Regions from separate parts of the Homo sapiens genome. Here all the other regions are linked to region 1. The links are chromatin contacts, found by Hi-C or POLR2A ChIA-PET in ENCODE. All regions are on one chromosome and are shown on one strand. Each heading gives the region's core, a stretch centred on a gene start or an enhancer-like site at or near the end of the contact. The rest is flanking DNA. Distances are from core to core; before and after follow the strand shown. Region 1 holds the start of FHOD1 (formin homology 2 domain containing 1). Region 2 holds the start of DPEP2 (dipeptidase 2). Region 3 holds the start of SLC12A4 (solute carrier family 12 member 4). Region 4 holds the start of PSMB10 (proteasome 20S subunit beta 10). Region 5 holds the start of EDC4 (enhancer of mRNA decapping 4).

Region 1 (2,726 bases), core at 91-2,590:
TCCTCCCTAAATCAGTCCCAGCTCCGGAAATTCCCCAGTGCAGCTCTCCCCCAAGTTCCACAACCTACTCCTTCGAGTCCGCGCCCCCAAACCTCCCCAAAACCGCCCCCACCAGATCCAGAGCGGTGCGCGGCCACGGCCCCCCTGGGGCAGCCCGCAGCGGGAAGGGCGGGGGTCTGCGGGGGGCGCGGTCAGGACGGGAGGGGCACGGCTCCTCCTCGGCCAGCGCTGCTGTGCGGCGAGCAGCACCCCCCTGGGACCAAGGCGCGGCCGGGTGCAAAACGCAGGGGACCGTGCTTGGCCGCCCTCCGCCCACGTTGCCAAGCCCAGGACCCCCTGCCGGCCCCCACCCGGACCTGAGCTGCGCACGCGCACTGGACGCTCCCCAAAGCAGTGACGGACAACGCTGCCCCCAACGTCCCAGAAACCCTAAGGCCCAGACTGGCCCAGCTCGTGCCAGGCGAAGAGGGAGGCTGTTCTTCATCTCCCAAACCAAGGGGCACCTGGCCCTCCCTTTCAGTCACACTACAGAGAACTGTCTCATCTCTTTGATGAAGCTGACAGGAACCTATGGAAAACCCAGCCTACTGATTCCCTTCAAACTAGGCGAGATGCACCCAACTTTTTCCAAATCTGAGGGGCATTCGGCTCATAGCGCCCCAAACAGAGGAGGACCGTCTCCACTTTTCATTCAGGCTGAGGGGCACCCATCCCACTTTTTCTCCAAAACTGAGGGGAACGTGTTCTATCTGCCCCCTCAAACTGACTCCTCCCAATCTTTTCCCAGAAAACTGAAGGGCATCCTTCCCTCTTCCTCCCACAACTAAAGGGAACTGATCCCACCTCTTCCTTCAAACTGGGTGGAATTTATTCTCACTTCTTGCTCCAAATTGAAGGGACCCCCTCTCACTGCTTTCCCTAAATGAGGAAACCACAGGGACTCACCCCTCAAATGGAAGGAATGAGGGCTATCTTGTCCCTCAACTGAGAGAGACCTGGCCGGCCACTATCTAAAGAAACTTCTGCCCCATCTGCCCTAACACCCCTCAAAGAGAACGCAGCCTCACTATCCCCAGACCAAAGAAAGCCTCCCCGCCTTCTGCGCGTTCTCGAAGGTGGGGCGCGAGCTCGGTTTTTCCCGCCCTCCTAGCCAGTGAACTAACGGGATTCCCATTGGGCCCTGTGAGTGGCTAGCGGCGGCCCCGCCTCCGGCAGTGGTTACCTCCTGGCGCGCACTCGGGGACTAATCTTGGCTCCACCCCCTTCCTCGGCCCCGCCTCCGTCTGGCCCCGCCCCTCCAGCCGCGTCCGGTCCGGCCGGGCCCGAACCGCGGAGCTACAGTGTGCTTTGAGTAGAAGCTGCACTGGGGCCGGGACTCGGAGGCGCGCTGCGTGAGCCGGCCGCAGAGCCATGGCGGGCGGGGAAGACCGCGGGGACGGAGAGCCGGTATCAGTGGTGACCGTGAGGGTGCAGTACCTGGAAGACACCGACCCCTTCGCATGTGCCAACTTTCCGGAGCCGCGCCGGGCCCCCACCTGCAGCCTGGACGGGGCGCTGCCCTTGGGCGCGCAGATACCCGCGGTGCACCGCCTGCTGGGAGCGCCGCTCAAGGTGAGGGAGGCCGGAGAAAGGTTGGGGCGATCGGGGGTTCAGGGTGGGCGCCATGAAAACTGGTGGGAGGTGCTCCGCGGGAAGAGGCTGGAGCGAGTGTTCTTCTCCGGAAAAGTCTTGGGCTGGGGTCCCAGGGTCCACTCTGCCCCGCCTGCGGGGGAGTCCCCTCTCAAGTTGAGGGGAAACTGAAGAGGGGTGCCAGGAACTTGGCTCCGCCATTCTGACTGCCCTTCGAATTAGGCGCACCTGGGGAGGTGCTCGAGTTCCACTCGCCGTCGGTCTGCCAGGGTGGCTTCCCTGGTCAGAGTGACGGTAGCCGCTTGGGCTGTAGCGGACCCTGGAGGCGGAGCTGGGGAGGGACCAGCTTCCACCTGCTTCAGGTGAGGTGGGGGCGGGACCACGAGGAGGGGCGGGCCCGAGGCGGACTACTAGAGGTGGCAGAGGTTTCCTGCGGTGTCAGGAAGCTGGATTGGGGCTTGACCCTGTAGGTCAATGGGAGTATGGGAGTGCCGGCCGAGGAGAGACTTCACGGGGTGAGGGGAGTCCCCGCGAAGCGGTCTGGCCCGGGATCCGCAGAGCGCAGGAGGCTGCACGGGTGTAAAAGCCCTTTGAGTCACCGCTCCCGCCCCCACCCCCGGACACTCGCCGCCCATCGGCCCGCGCCTGAAAGTGAGAGGGAGGGCCGGACTAATTTTAAACAGCCGGCCTGCCCTACTTTGCTGCCGCCCCGAAGCGGACTTGTGCACAGTGCGGAAAGAGGCCCTTTTCCAGATGGCCAGCCTACCTCCTCTCCCCTCCCTCTCGCCGCCGTCAGCCCCCCGCAGGCAGCCCTTTCCGGCGCGCTGTTTCCGGGCCAGGACTCTGGGAGGCGCACTACCACCTCCACAAGCTCCCCACCAGCCCGGCCGCCTCCAGTGCTGGAGAAGAGGAGAGAGAGTCGGGGTGGGTGCCCTCCCCTGCTCCCAGCCTCAGCTGGGCGGCGAGTTGCGTAAACTTGCCCCTTGGGCCTGGGGTCTTCCCTGGAATGTGCCCCGGGCCCCCAGCCCGCATTCCTCGCGCTGCGGCCAGCCCCGCCTCTGAGCGCTGGCGGGAGGGGTGGTGAGACTATTGGCCTG
Region 2 (2,726 bases), core at 160-2,659, 750 kb before region 1:
GTTGCAGTGAGCCGAGATCGTGCCCTCGCACTCCAAAAAAAAAAAAAAAAAGCACCCCAGGAATGTTGGACAGAGAGGCTGGCGGGGTAGGGGTTGGTTGGTAAGGCTTGAGCAGAAGGTTCTAGATGCATTCAGGAGATAAAGATGCATTTGGGGTTATTGCACTTCTCCTAGAAACATAAACATTGACTTCCTTTTGTGGAAGAAAAATGTTATGTTAGCTATTTGACGTTTCAGGAAGGGTGGCTTCAGCTTGGTGATTGGAGGATGTTTGTCTACAGTGGCCAGGCTGCTTTCTGGCTTGGAAGACTATTGTTTCTTGGGAATTGTCTGTATCAGACATCATGGGAGCAGATCCAGGGCGACATCAAAGGGAAGCATGAGTCTCCAGGACCAGAGGGGCTTGGATGCAGATGATCATCATCTGGGCACTGCTGGATACTGAGTAAGCCCCAGCTGCACCCCACCTCTGCGCTCTGAGCATGGGAGGCAGCCTGTGCAGCTATAACTCAGCCTGACTTTTTCCTTCCCTGCATACTCTTGAAATACACTGGAGATGAGTAGGGGCGAGTGAGCTGCACACCAGAATAAGTTTGGTCCTTGGAGCAAACTGTTTCTACTGCTGCCTCCTCTGCAGGTCTTGATTTATGCAAACACTGCATAGAAGAGGAAGTAGAGGGAAAAGCTGTTCACCCACCTACTCCTTCCTGGTAGCAAGATTTCCTATCCTGGCCTTGCCTCAACAGCCCTACCAATTGGAGGCTGAGGTTGTGCCAAGGCTCTATGGGGGGACGTAGCATCACTGAGGTGGCCAGATTTTGGAGGACAGGAAAGTTTGTGCTATTTGCTGAGACTGGAGAGGCTGGTGAGAGCAGACTCTCCATGAGTTGAAAGCCAAAGAAAGAAATTCGGTAGATTTCTGCAATGAGAAGCCACGGAAGAACTTCAGGCAGGAGGATGCATTGGATCTTGTTTTCGTTTTGTTAGAGATGGGGTCTCACTCTGTCGCCCAGGCTAGGGAGCAGTGGTGCCATCGTCTCTCACTGCAACCTTAAACTCCTGGGCTCAGGCGAACCTCCCACCTCAGCCTCGTAAGTACCTGGAACCACAGGCATGCACCACTTTTTTTTTTCCTTTTTCTTAGAGTTCTCATTATGTTGCCTAGACTGGTCTCAAACCTCCGGCTTCAAGAGATCCTCTCACCTCGACCTTCAAATTACTGGGATTACAGGCATGAGCCACCATGTCCTACCAGACTTTGTTAAAAGAGGAACAGGCCAGGCATCGTGGGCTCACATGAACACTCATGCCCCAGAAGTAAACAAGTGTTAGCCAACCAGGAGGCCTATCCTCCCCCTAACCTCACCCAAAGCCATCTCTGTGCCCTCCCCCTTGCAGGGGAAACAGCACACACTAGTGAAATCTTGTCTTAGTGTGTCCGGAATTGGTGGGTTCTTGGTCTCACTGAGTTCTAGAATGAAGCTGCAGACCCTCGCAGTGAGTGTTACAGCTCTTAAGGTAGCGCGTCTGGAGTTTGTTTCTTTTGATGTTTGGATGTTTGGAGTTTCTTCCTTCTGGTGGGTTTGTGGTCTTGTTGGCTCAGGAGTGAAGCTGCAGACCTTCGTGGTGAGTGTTACAGCTTTTAAGGCAGTGCGTCTGGAGTCGTTTGTTCCTCCCAGTGGGCTTGTGGTCTCGCTGGCTTCAGGAGTGAAGCTGCAGACCTTCGCGGTGAGTGTTAAAGCTCATAAAAGCAGCATGGACCCAAAGAGTGAACAGTAGCAAGATTTACTGCAAAGAGCAAAAGAACAAAGCTTCCACAGTGTGGAAGGGGACCAGAACAGGTAGCCACTGCGGGCTCAGGCAGCCTGCTTTTATTCTCTTATCTGGCCCCACCCACATCCTGCTGATTGGTAGAGCCGAGTGGTCTGTTTTGACAGGGTGCTGATTGGTGCGTTTACAATCCCTGAGCTAGACACAAAGGTTCTCCACGTCGCCACCAGATTAGCTAAATACAGAGTGTCGACACAAAGGTTCTCCAAGGCCCCACCAGAGCAGCTAGATACAGAGTGTCAGTTGGTGCATTCACAAACTCTGAGCTAGACACAGGGTGCTGATTGGTGTGTTTACAAACCTTGAGCTAGATACTGAGTGCCGACTGGTGTATTTACAATCCTGAGCTAGACGTAAAGATTGTCCACGTCCCCACCAGACTCAGGAGCACAACTGGCTTCACCCAGTGGATCCCGCACCAGGGATGCAGGTGGAGCTGCCTGCCAGTCCTGCGCCATGCGCCCGCACTCCTCAGCCCTGTGGTGGTCGATGGGACTGGGCGCTGTGGAGCAGGGGGCGGCGCTCACCGGGGAGGCTCCGGCCGCACAGGAGCCCATGGAGGGGGTGGGAGGCTCAGGCATGGAGGGCTGCAGGTCCCGAGCCCTGCCCCCCCGGGAAGGCAGCTAAGGCCCGGTGAGAAGTCGAGCGCAGCGCCTGTGAGCTGGCACTGCTGGGGGACCCAGTACATCCTCCGCAGCCACTGGCCCGGGTGCCAAGCCCCTCATTGCCCGGGGCCAGCAGGGCCCGCGGGCCGCTCCGAGTGCGGGCCCGCCAAGCCCACGCCCACCCGAAACTCCAGCTGGCCCGCAAGCGCCGCTCGCAGCCCCGGTTCCCACTCGCGCCTCTCCCTCCACACCTCCCTGCAAGCTGAGGGAGCTGGCTCTGGCCTTGGCCAG
Region 3 (2,726 bases), core at 127-2,626, 720 kb before region 1:
TTACCGGCGTGAGCCACCGCGCCAGGCCTGGATCAGGAATTTGATAAGTGAGGGTAGGGACAGAGGCTAGGTAGATGTCCCCCAGAGTGAACAGTGGGTGATGCCCAGAAACTATAGGTCTCAGGTGAGAGAGAGAGATTTGAAGGGCTGAGGCTGCGAGGTGGGTGGCGAGGGATGCGCCTGCAGAGGTCGGGGTCCGGCCGCATTGGGCAGGGCCTTATGGGCCCGGAGCTAGTAGGATTTTCCTTCAGAAGAGGCGGCTCTACGTGAGCAGGGGCGAGGGCAGGGAGTCCAGTAGGAAGGCCGCTACTGTGGGCGGCCGAAGGTGGCGTGAGGGGCGGGGGGGTCAGGTCGGCGGGCCCGCTGCGGGGGCCCTGGGGGAGGGGTCAGAGGGTGGTAAGCTCGGGGGTCGTCTTGCGGGGCCCAGCGGCTCTGATTCCGTACCCCCCACCCCAAGGGCTGGAGGCTGGCAGTAGGCGTAGTCAGAGGACGCCACCCGAGCCACGCGAGGGAGAAGAGTGGAGATAGACAAGTAAGATGGGCTCTGGGGTTTTCTGATAGAGAAAAAAATAGTAAAGCCAGCTAGATAAGTAATCTGAAGCAGTGGAGAAGAAAGTGAAAGAAACGTTAAAAGCAAATAAGTAAACGGCTTGGATAGAGGAACACCCAGGAGGCGAGATAGAGAAAGTTAAAATGAAGGGACTTGGCTACAGCACCCAGTGCACTGTCCCAAAAAGGCAAGCGAGGCAAGCGGGGCGGGGAAGGGTGGGTGTGCGTGTTCTTCCTGCGGAGGACGCAGCAGCCCCTGGGGAGGGACCGAGAATCCCCAGCTGCCTCCAACAGGAGAGGCTGCAGCTAGAGGGCCCAGGGCTGGGACGGGACCTTCGCGGGGGTCTGGTTCCCAGGGTCGCGGAGAAATGGGATGCAGACGCTGGAAATGGGAAGGAGGTATACGGGGTTGGTGGGAGGCCCTGGGCAGGTGGCTTCTGCAGTCCTGGGCCGGTCCGGCCTACCCTGCCCCGTCCCTAAGTAACAGAGCGCTTCGTAAGCCCAGGGCGCAGAGCCAGGACACTCCGCGACCCATCTCACGGAGCCCTAAAACAACCCCGAGGTGGAAGTGTGTTTCCCCCATTTTACAAATGTTGCATCTGGGGCTCAGAGAGGGCGGCCTCTCACCCGAGGTCACACAGGAATCGGGCCCGCCCCCAGGCCGTGGAGCCACTAGGAGTGCTCCCGCCCAGGGGTCTTCCCGCCACCAGGGCCCCCGCTCTGGGAGGAGCCGGCCGAGCCCCTCCCGCTCTCCGCCCCCGAGGGGCGGCCCGGGGGGCGGGCGGAGGAAGTGAGCGCAGCGGGGAGGAATGCGAGCGGGCGGGGCGTGTCGGCCCGGGGCGGCGGGGACAGCGGCGGGGACAGCGGCGGGCGGCTGGGACGGCGGGTGCGGCGGGGCCGAGCCCGCACGATGCCTCACTTCACCGTGGTGCCAGTGGACGGGCCGAGGCGCGGCGACTATGACAACCTCGAGGGGCTCAGTTGGGTGGACTACGGGGAGCGCGCCGAGCTGGATGACTCGGACGGTGAGGGCGCGTTCTGAGGGGCCGTGGCGGGGCAGCGGGGCCTGCCACCCGGGGCCGCCATCCCGGGCCCGCGCCCGCACCTATCCCGGGACCTTGCGCGCACACGTCGGTGCGGACTCAACTTTTTTTGGACCGCGCCGCTGCCACTGGCTCCCCGCCCTGCGCGCGCAGACACGATTTTCCTCGGCCCCCGGCGCCCGCGCCCGGCCGCTTTCTCCACCCCAGCTCCTCCCCTGTGGGCCCCGGGCGGGGGCTGCAGACGTGGCCGCCCAGGGAGGCCAGCCGGCCGGGCCGCCCGGCTTGGGGACAGGGCCGAGACCCCATCTCAGGCCCTTCCCGGCCCTTCAACTTCGGTGAATCCCACATCCTTTTCTCGCCTCGGTTCCTCATTTGAGATTCAGCGTCTTTGCCTTTGAGACGATCCGCTCCCCAACTGCCCAAACCCCTCCGTGTGCCTCTCTGCGCCTACCTGCACTCTGGCCAGAGTGTGCCTACTGGGGGGTCTATGGGTAACTGCCCGTGAGTGCGCCGGTGTAGATCTGTAGGGACAGTGGGCCTCAGTGAAGCACTCACATGGAGCCGGACGTGTCTAGGCACTTGAAGTGAGTTAACTCGTTTAATCCTCCAGCATCACCCTTGGGATAAGTACTGTTACTCTCATTAGGAAGCAGTGAAGGGAGGGGTGGCGGTTATATAACTTGCCCAGGGGCAGTCAAGCCTGGGTTTGAGATTCCAGCACCTTAACTCTTTAACTTAGGTGCCAGGGCCGAGAGGTAAGCCCCATCTCCCTCCTCCTTCCTCCCAGGTGCCCGCGTCTCTCCACAGCCCTTTCTCTATCTCCTACCCCAGGAGGCCCCCCAGAGGGCTGTTCTTGTTAAGGCCCACCCTCGGAGCACGAACACGGCTGAGGACATGTGTCTGTGTACGTAGTGGCATATGCATGTGTAATTGTGCTTGTACAAGTGTGTAGCTGTGGGTATCACAGGGTGAAGGCTGGTTCAGGTCAGGGCATTCTCACAGCCCCTGTTTCCTGCAGGGTTGACAGTGATGAGGATGGTGATTTGACTGATGATAAATGCCTGTGATATCTGTGACCGATCATGATGGAGATATGTAGGAAGTGTGTGGTTGACACGTGTCAGGTGACGTTGT
Region 4 (2,726 bases), core at 152-2,651, 690 kb before region 1:
AATCTACTAGGCAGGCTGAGGTGGGAGGATTGCTTGAACCTGGGAGGCAGAGGTTGCAGTGAGCCAAGATGGTGCCACGGCATTCCAGCCTGAGCAACAGCAAGACCCTGTGTCCAAAAAAAAAAAAAAAAAAAACCGTAAAATAGGCCAGGCACAGTGGTTCATGGTTATAAGCCTAGCACTTTGGAAGGCTGAGGAGGGTGGATCGCCTGAGCTCAGGAGTTCAAGACCAGCCTGGGCAACACGGTGAAACCCCATCTCTACCAAAAAAAAAAAAAAAAAAAAAAATTAGCCAGGCATGGTGGTGTGTGCCTGTGGTCCCAGCTACTCAGGAGGCTGAGGTGGAAGAGTGCTTGTGCCTGGGAGGCAGAGGTTCCAGTGAACCGAGATCACACCATTGTACTCCAGCCTGGGCAACAGAGTAAGACCCCATCTCAAAAAAAAAAAAAAAAAATTAAGATAAACCCTTTGGCAGCTGCGTGCTGCTCTTAGCCTCAAACCCAAGTCTTTTTTTTCCCCCTTTGAGACGGGGTCTATTGCCCAGGCTGGAGTGCAATGGTATGATCCATACTCACTGCAGCCCCGAACTCCTGGGCTTCCAAAGTGCTGGGATTACAGGTGTGAGCCACCAGGCCCAGACTGCTGAAGGGTTTAAACCAGAGAAAGAATGTGACCAGATTTCCAATTTAGAAAGACCCGCTCTCTGCAGGGTAAGGAGTAGCCTGGGGGTCGGGGGGCGGGGGGCAAGAATTGCAAGGTAACCAGGGAGGCCAGTGCAATGTCCAGGTGGGAGAGGATGCTAGCTGAGACTAGAAGTGCTAGGAAAAGGATGTGTGCAGACAAGAGGTCACTGGGGAGGTGAAATAACAAGGCTTGGCCATGAGTGGAACCCAACACCCATGGTGCCCTCTTGAGAGAGGGAAGATGGCACCTGAGATGGAAGATGGAAAGACCAGGGTCCCTGTGACTGAGGACTGAGCCTCTGTTTGAGGTTTTTGCAGAGGAGTAAAGGCAACAAAAGAGGCAAGAGTTGGAAGAAAGGTGACAAGGAACAAAAGTCAGCTATGCCTGATGCTACTGGGTGGCCAGCAACAATGCTGACTTGGCCAAGGCTCTGAGAGCTTTACTATGCTGGGACTGGAGGTCAGAGTTGAGGCTAGGGTAAGAGCAAGGGGCTCAGATGGAGGGGGAGGAGGACCTGAACAAGTCCAGAAGGGAAGAGATTTGTCCCTCTATCCAACAGAGTACCCAGTGAGCAGCACAGAGGGCACAGCAAGGGACATCACCCGGTTCCCCAAATGCTCAGAGCCACAAGTGAAGCCAAAAGTGAAAGACAAGATGCAGAAAACCGCCACGGGCCTTTGAGGAAGGGTAAAGGCGAAAGCGAAAGCAGGAAGTACAGACGTGAAGCCTAGCAGAGGACTTTTTAGCTGCTCACTGGCCCCGCTTGTCTGGCCGACTCATCCGCCCGCGACCCCTAATCCCCTCTGCCTGCCCCAAGATGCTGAAGCCAGCCCTGGAGCCCCGAGGGGGCTTCTCCTTCGAGAACTGCCAAAGGTGAAGCGGGGGCGCGGGGGGCGGTCACTCCTGAGCCGCCTCTGCTTGCTCGTGGCCTTTTTTCCTGGCTGGGGGTGGGGGAGGGTGTGTTGGTCGACTTGGGTTCCAGGCTTACCCCGGAAGATGAGGGAGACGGGGACCAGGTTAGGGGAAGCAACAGGGGTCTTGAAAGCAGAGCCGAAACATGGGCGCCCTCCTCCGTTTCCAGAAATGCATCATTGGAACGCGTCCTCCCGGGGCTCAAGGTCCCTCACGCACGCAAGACCGGGACCACCATCGCGGGCCTGGTGTTCCAAGTGAGCAGCGGGGAGGGACGGGGAGCTGGAGGGGAGCCGAGAGTATCGAGCAGGCACTGAAGCTGCGGTCCCTCCCTCTCCTCAGGACGGGGTCATTCTGGGCGCCGATACGCGAGCCACTAACGATTCGGTCGTGGCGGACAAGAGCTGCGAGAAGATCCACTTCATCGCCCCCAAAATCTAGTGAGACTCCCGAGCCCAGTTCCCGTACGCAAAAAAGAACGGCCCCCTCGTTCCCACTCCGGTCCCCGCACGTCCCAGCCCTGCCCACACCGATCCTCCCTTTTGCCTCAGCTGCTGTGGGGCTGGAGTAGCCGCGGACGCCGAGATGACCACACGGATGGTGGCGTCCAAGATGGAGCTACACGCGTTATCTACGGGCCGCGAGCCCCGCGTGGCCACGGTCACTCGCATCCTGCGCCAGACGCTCTTCAGGTGCGGGGGCAGGGCTAACAGGACCCCGGCAGGGGTAGTTACGGGGTTGGGGCCATTGGAAGGCGGGACAGAAAGAAGGGCGGGACCGCGACGGGCCAGGTGACCGGAAGAGGCCGGCCCAAGAGAACCTGGGCTACAGGAAAAGGCGATGTCAGTCATCGGGCGCCAGCCCACAGGAAGGGGCGGGGATAGCACCTAGGAGCTGGGCATAGAGAGGTGGGGCCTAGGCCCCAGCTTGTGGCCGACCCCGCCCATCCTCGAGCAGGTACCAGGGCCACGTGGGTGCATCGCTGATCGTGGGCGGCGTAGACCTGACTGGACCGCAGCTCTACGGTGTGCATCCCCATGGCTCCTACAGCCGTCTGCCCTTCACAGCCCTGGGTGAGCGCTTCTGTCCCTTCTCCTCGAACTCTGCCCCTGTGACCTTGGCCTCACTCC
Region 5 (2,726 bases), core at 151-2,650, 630 kb before region 1:
ACAAAGGGCCGAGTGGTCTCAGGCAGCAGATGGATTTTCTGAAAGTAGGGGTTAGTTGAATCCACCCCTAGTGAGCACCAGTGCCTGCTTCCAGAAGCAGCCAGTCTGGGCCTCCCAGCAGGTGTAAGAACAAGATCTGAGGAAACACAATTCTCCACTGTACGCCCACACCATCATCACCGGCCACTTCAGAGATCCCTAAACCTGTCAGTAAACTAGTGCCTGCACACGTGCTATTTCCTCTTCCTAATAGGTGGCTTCTCCATAGGTGCCTTGGGTGCCTTTCCTGACACCCAAGCCCCTGTTCACATTACAAGACCTAGCCCAGTCTCCCCTCTCAGACCTGCACTCTGCACTCACCAGCCTCCACCCTTCCCACGCCCATCACAGTATCGAGACACTCCTTTCTTTCAATGACAACAGTATATTACAACCCTGTTAGCTGTGTCTTGGGGAATCTTTGGGGGCAAGACTAGTTCTGAGGTATCATTAAGAGCCAAAGCGAAATATGAATGAATGGGAACCAATTAGGGCTTGCAGATATTTGTAGCATAATTCAGTCAGGGTGGTGCGGTCTGTGATTTGCCTTCATCCCAGAAAGAACACGGAATTGAGACTGGACACCTTCCTCCTGGAAATCAGTTTCAGAACGGGAGGCCTGGAGTCTTTATTCCAGAGAGAAGGGCAAGTTATGGAGGGGGACCGGCAGCTCTTCAGCATCGCGCTTAAGCCTGGGCCCAGAATTCCATATACGGAGCCCAGACCAGGCCTCTGAACCATGGAGAAAGGGAAGAGGAGCTAGGCCAGTCCCAGGAACACTAGAGACCTCGGGGCCAGGAAACCAGAGGGCCCCAGCGGATTCAGAGAAGGCGCCTCACCTTCAACCGAGACGCTGAAGGACAAGGCAGAACAGCCTGAGGACAAGATAGGGAGGGGTCACACCCAGGGGTCTGCGCCCTTCGAGGGGCACAGTCAATCCCCGTCCACCCTTACCCGCCGGGAGGATCCAGAGCTAGTCCTAAGGGAGCTGTGGGCCCCAATGGCGGTTCAGACGCGCGCCGCCCTTTTGTCAGCTCGCCTGGGGCCCACCCCCGCAACCCCCGCTCACCGCCCGCGGGCCGGTCCAGCTTGAGGATGTCCCGCAGGTGCTGCGTGGCGTCCTCGATGTCGATGCTCGCGCAGGAGGCCATGGGCCCTGCGGCGGGCGCCCCGCCCGCACCGCGTTCGTTCCGCCGCCGCCGCGCACCACGCACCCTCGCTCACCCGCCACGGGGCGAGACAGCGGGACGCCGGTCACTACACAGTCCACCCGCAGTTCGCAAACCGCCACCCGCGCAGCGTCGCTGAGCCCCGCCAACCCCACCAACCGCCTCCACTTCCGGCACCCACGAGCCGAGGCTCCCGGAACCTGCCAGGGCCGGAGAAGAAAGGTTCCGGGCTGGGGGCGGAAGCCTAAACCCCTCCCGCAGCCAGTCCCCCTCGGCGGCCCCGCCCCTGTGTCCGCGAGGTCAGGAAAGTCCCACGGGGCTGAAGTAAGCGTCCACGCACTGGGCCACCTAAAGCCCTACTCGACTCAGAAGGCGCCAGGTCCCTGCCCACTCCCAGAGCATGGACTCCGATGGTCCTGGGACGGGGTCAACTTAGCCGCCCATGCTAAGGTCCCTCAGACCCCCAGAATATGCTGAATTGGCAGGTGCCTCAGGTTCCCTTTGGGAATGGGTCGGAATAACTCAAGGCCTGAGGCTACCCTCGAGGTCATAAAACTCAGGAATTGCAAGAGCAGGGGAGATGATCCCACTACAATGACCAGTCATTGTTCCCTACTGTCCCCCAGCATCCCCTTGTCCCACCTGGCACCCTCAGGTTGGAAGAAAGAAACCACAGTTTACAAATTCTTCTTTATTGCAGACAGTTCAGGCACAGGTACATGGAAGAAGCCGTATTGCAGATTTTACACAAGGTGGTTTGAGGCAGCAGGCACCTACCTCTTCCCCACCCCCACTTCCCCAAATACACATCAGCCTAGAGATCATTCCCACTGAAATCTCCTGAGCATGCTGTCCTCTCAAACAGCACACCATCCAGCCCTGTGCCCAATGTCACCAGGCAATCTGTGGGATCTGAGGAGGTCCTTAGCCTCCACCCGTAGTGGGACAGGGGAAGGGTATCCTTTTACATGTCAGATTTAGCTGTGGTGTCCTTACCAATCCTAAAACCCTTAACAGGGCACTGACCCAAATCTTGGGTTTGGTTCTAGCCTATGGTTGCTACATTGCCACTAGGTTTATACCATCCAGAAGTCTGTGGGACAAGGGGCTAGATTTGTACTGGGCAAGGCCTTTGTCCCCAAAATGGAGAAGCAGAAACTGCCCTAATAGCTAAGACTCCCCGGAATTGGAAGATAGCATGAAGTCTGTATGCTGAGGAAGGAAGTGGAGAGAGGCCTGGCAATGTCCTGCAGCAGTCTGAGGGGTGAGGACTCCTAAAGCATGAGTCCCTCACAGACTGCCTCCTTCCACAGCTCCTGACCTATACTCCAACACAACTGGGCCTGGCTCTGTGGGCAGTGGAGGCTGGCTCTTCGGGTTACCTGCCTTTGGGTAAAGATATCCAAAGCAGATGGGACAGGAGCTGAGCTGCCCTCTGCCTGGCTTGGTGTATGTGGGGCATCCTGGATATGATCCTGATCCTTCTGGGGATAGAGCAGGCCCCTCCCTTGATACTGC

What was found. A loop is a pair of places that touch in the nucleus more often than their neighbours do. ChIA-PET counts read pairs that join two places held with the same protein, here RNA polymerase II (POLR2A). Pooled maps may share reads with other maps.
Region 2: POLR2A ChIA-PET joins it to region 1 with 19 read pairs in activated CD4-positive, alpha-beta T cell. The contact joins the promoter of DPEP2 here to the promoter of FHOD1 in region 1. A Hi-C loop is called at or near these places in 1 of 50 pooled maps. POLR2A ChIA-PET finds 5 or more read pairs at or near these places in 2 of 52 experiments (OCI-LY7 and activated CD4-positive, alpha-beta T cell).
Region 3: a pooled map shows a loop between it and region 1 (6-fold over the local background). The contact joins the promoter of SLC12A4 here to the promoter of FHOD1 in region 1. A Hi-C loop is called at or near these places in 1 of 37 single-sample maps with no recorded cell type and 4 of 50 pooled maps. POLR2A ChIA-PET finds 5 or more read pairs at or near these places in 2 of 52 experiments (Caco-2 and PC-9).
Region 4: a map with no recorded cell type shows a loop between it and region 1 (24-fold over the local background). The contact joins the promoter of PSMB10 here to the promoter of FHOD1 in region 1. A Hi-C loop is called at or near these places in 4 of 37 single-sample maps with no recorded cell type and 10 of 50 pooled maps.
Region 5: a loop to region 1 is called in a pooled map, with 12 times the contacts of the local background. The contact joins the promoter of EDC4 here to the promoter of FHOD1 in region 1. A Hi-C loop is called at or near these places in 1 of 37 single-sample maps with no recorded cell type and 4 of 50 pooled maps.

What each region holds. Positions count from the first base shown.
Region 1 is chr16:67,246,095-67,248,820 of GRCh38, reverse strand. It overlaps FHOD1 (formin homology 2 domain containing 1), which reads left to right and starts at 1,340. Exons shown (of 22, transcript NM_013241.3): 1 at 1,340-1,611. The coding sequence starts at 1,411. RefSeq lists enhancers at 1-105, 2,506-2,726 and silencers at 191-280, 301-390, 1,033-1,402, 2,303-2,402.
Region 2 is chr16:67,998,167-68,000,892 of GRCh38, reverse strand. DPEP2 (dipeptidase 2) reads left to right here and starts at 1,409. Exons shown (of 11, transcript NM_022355.4): 1 at 1,409-1,518. RefSeq lists an enhancer at 2,470-2,726.
Region 3 is chr16:67,967,287-67,970,012 of GRCh38, reverse strand. It overlaps SLC12A4 (solute carrier family 12 member 4), which reads left to right and starts at 1,376. Exons shown (of 24, transcript NM_005072.5): 1 at 1,376-1,574. The coding sequence starts at 1,460. RefSeq lists silencers at 1,124-1,453, 1,584-1,913, 2,424-2,483.
Region 4 is chr16:67,935,525-67,938,250 of GRCh38, reverse strand. It overlaps PSMB10 (proteasome 20S subunit beta 10), which reads left to right and starts at 1,401. Exons shown (of 8, transcript NM_002801.4): 1 at 1,401-1,557; 2 at 1,766-1,853; 3 at 1,939-2,036; 4 at 2,148-2,288; 5 at 2,554-2,669. The coding sequence starts at 1,502. RefSeq lists enhancers at 1,222-1,471, 1,722-2,001, 2,292-2,481, 2,632-2,726.
Region 5 is chr16:67,871,726-67,874,451 of GRCh38, reverse strand. EDC4 (enhancer of mRNA decapping 4) reads right to left here and starts at 1,400. Exons shown (of 29, transcript NM_014329.5): 1 at 1,109-1,400. The coding sequence starts at 1,190. NUTF2 (nuclear transport factor 2) reads right to left here. Exons shown (of 5, transcript NM_005796.3): 5 at 1,885-2,726. RefSeq lists an enhancer at 684-1,184 and a silencer at 1,078-1,287.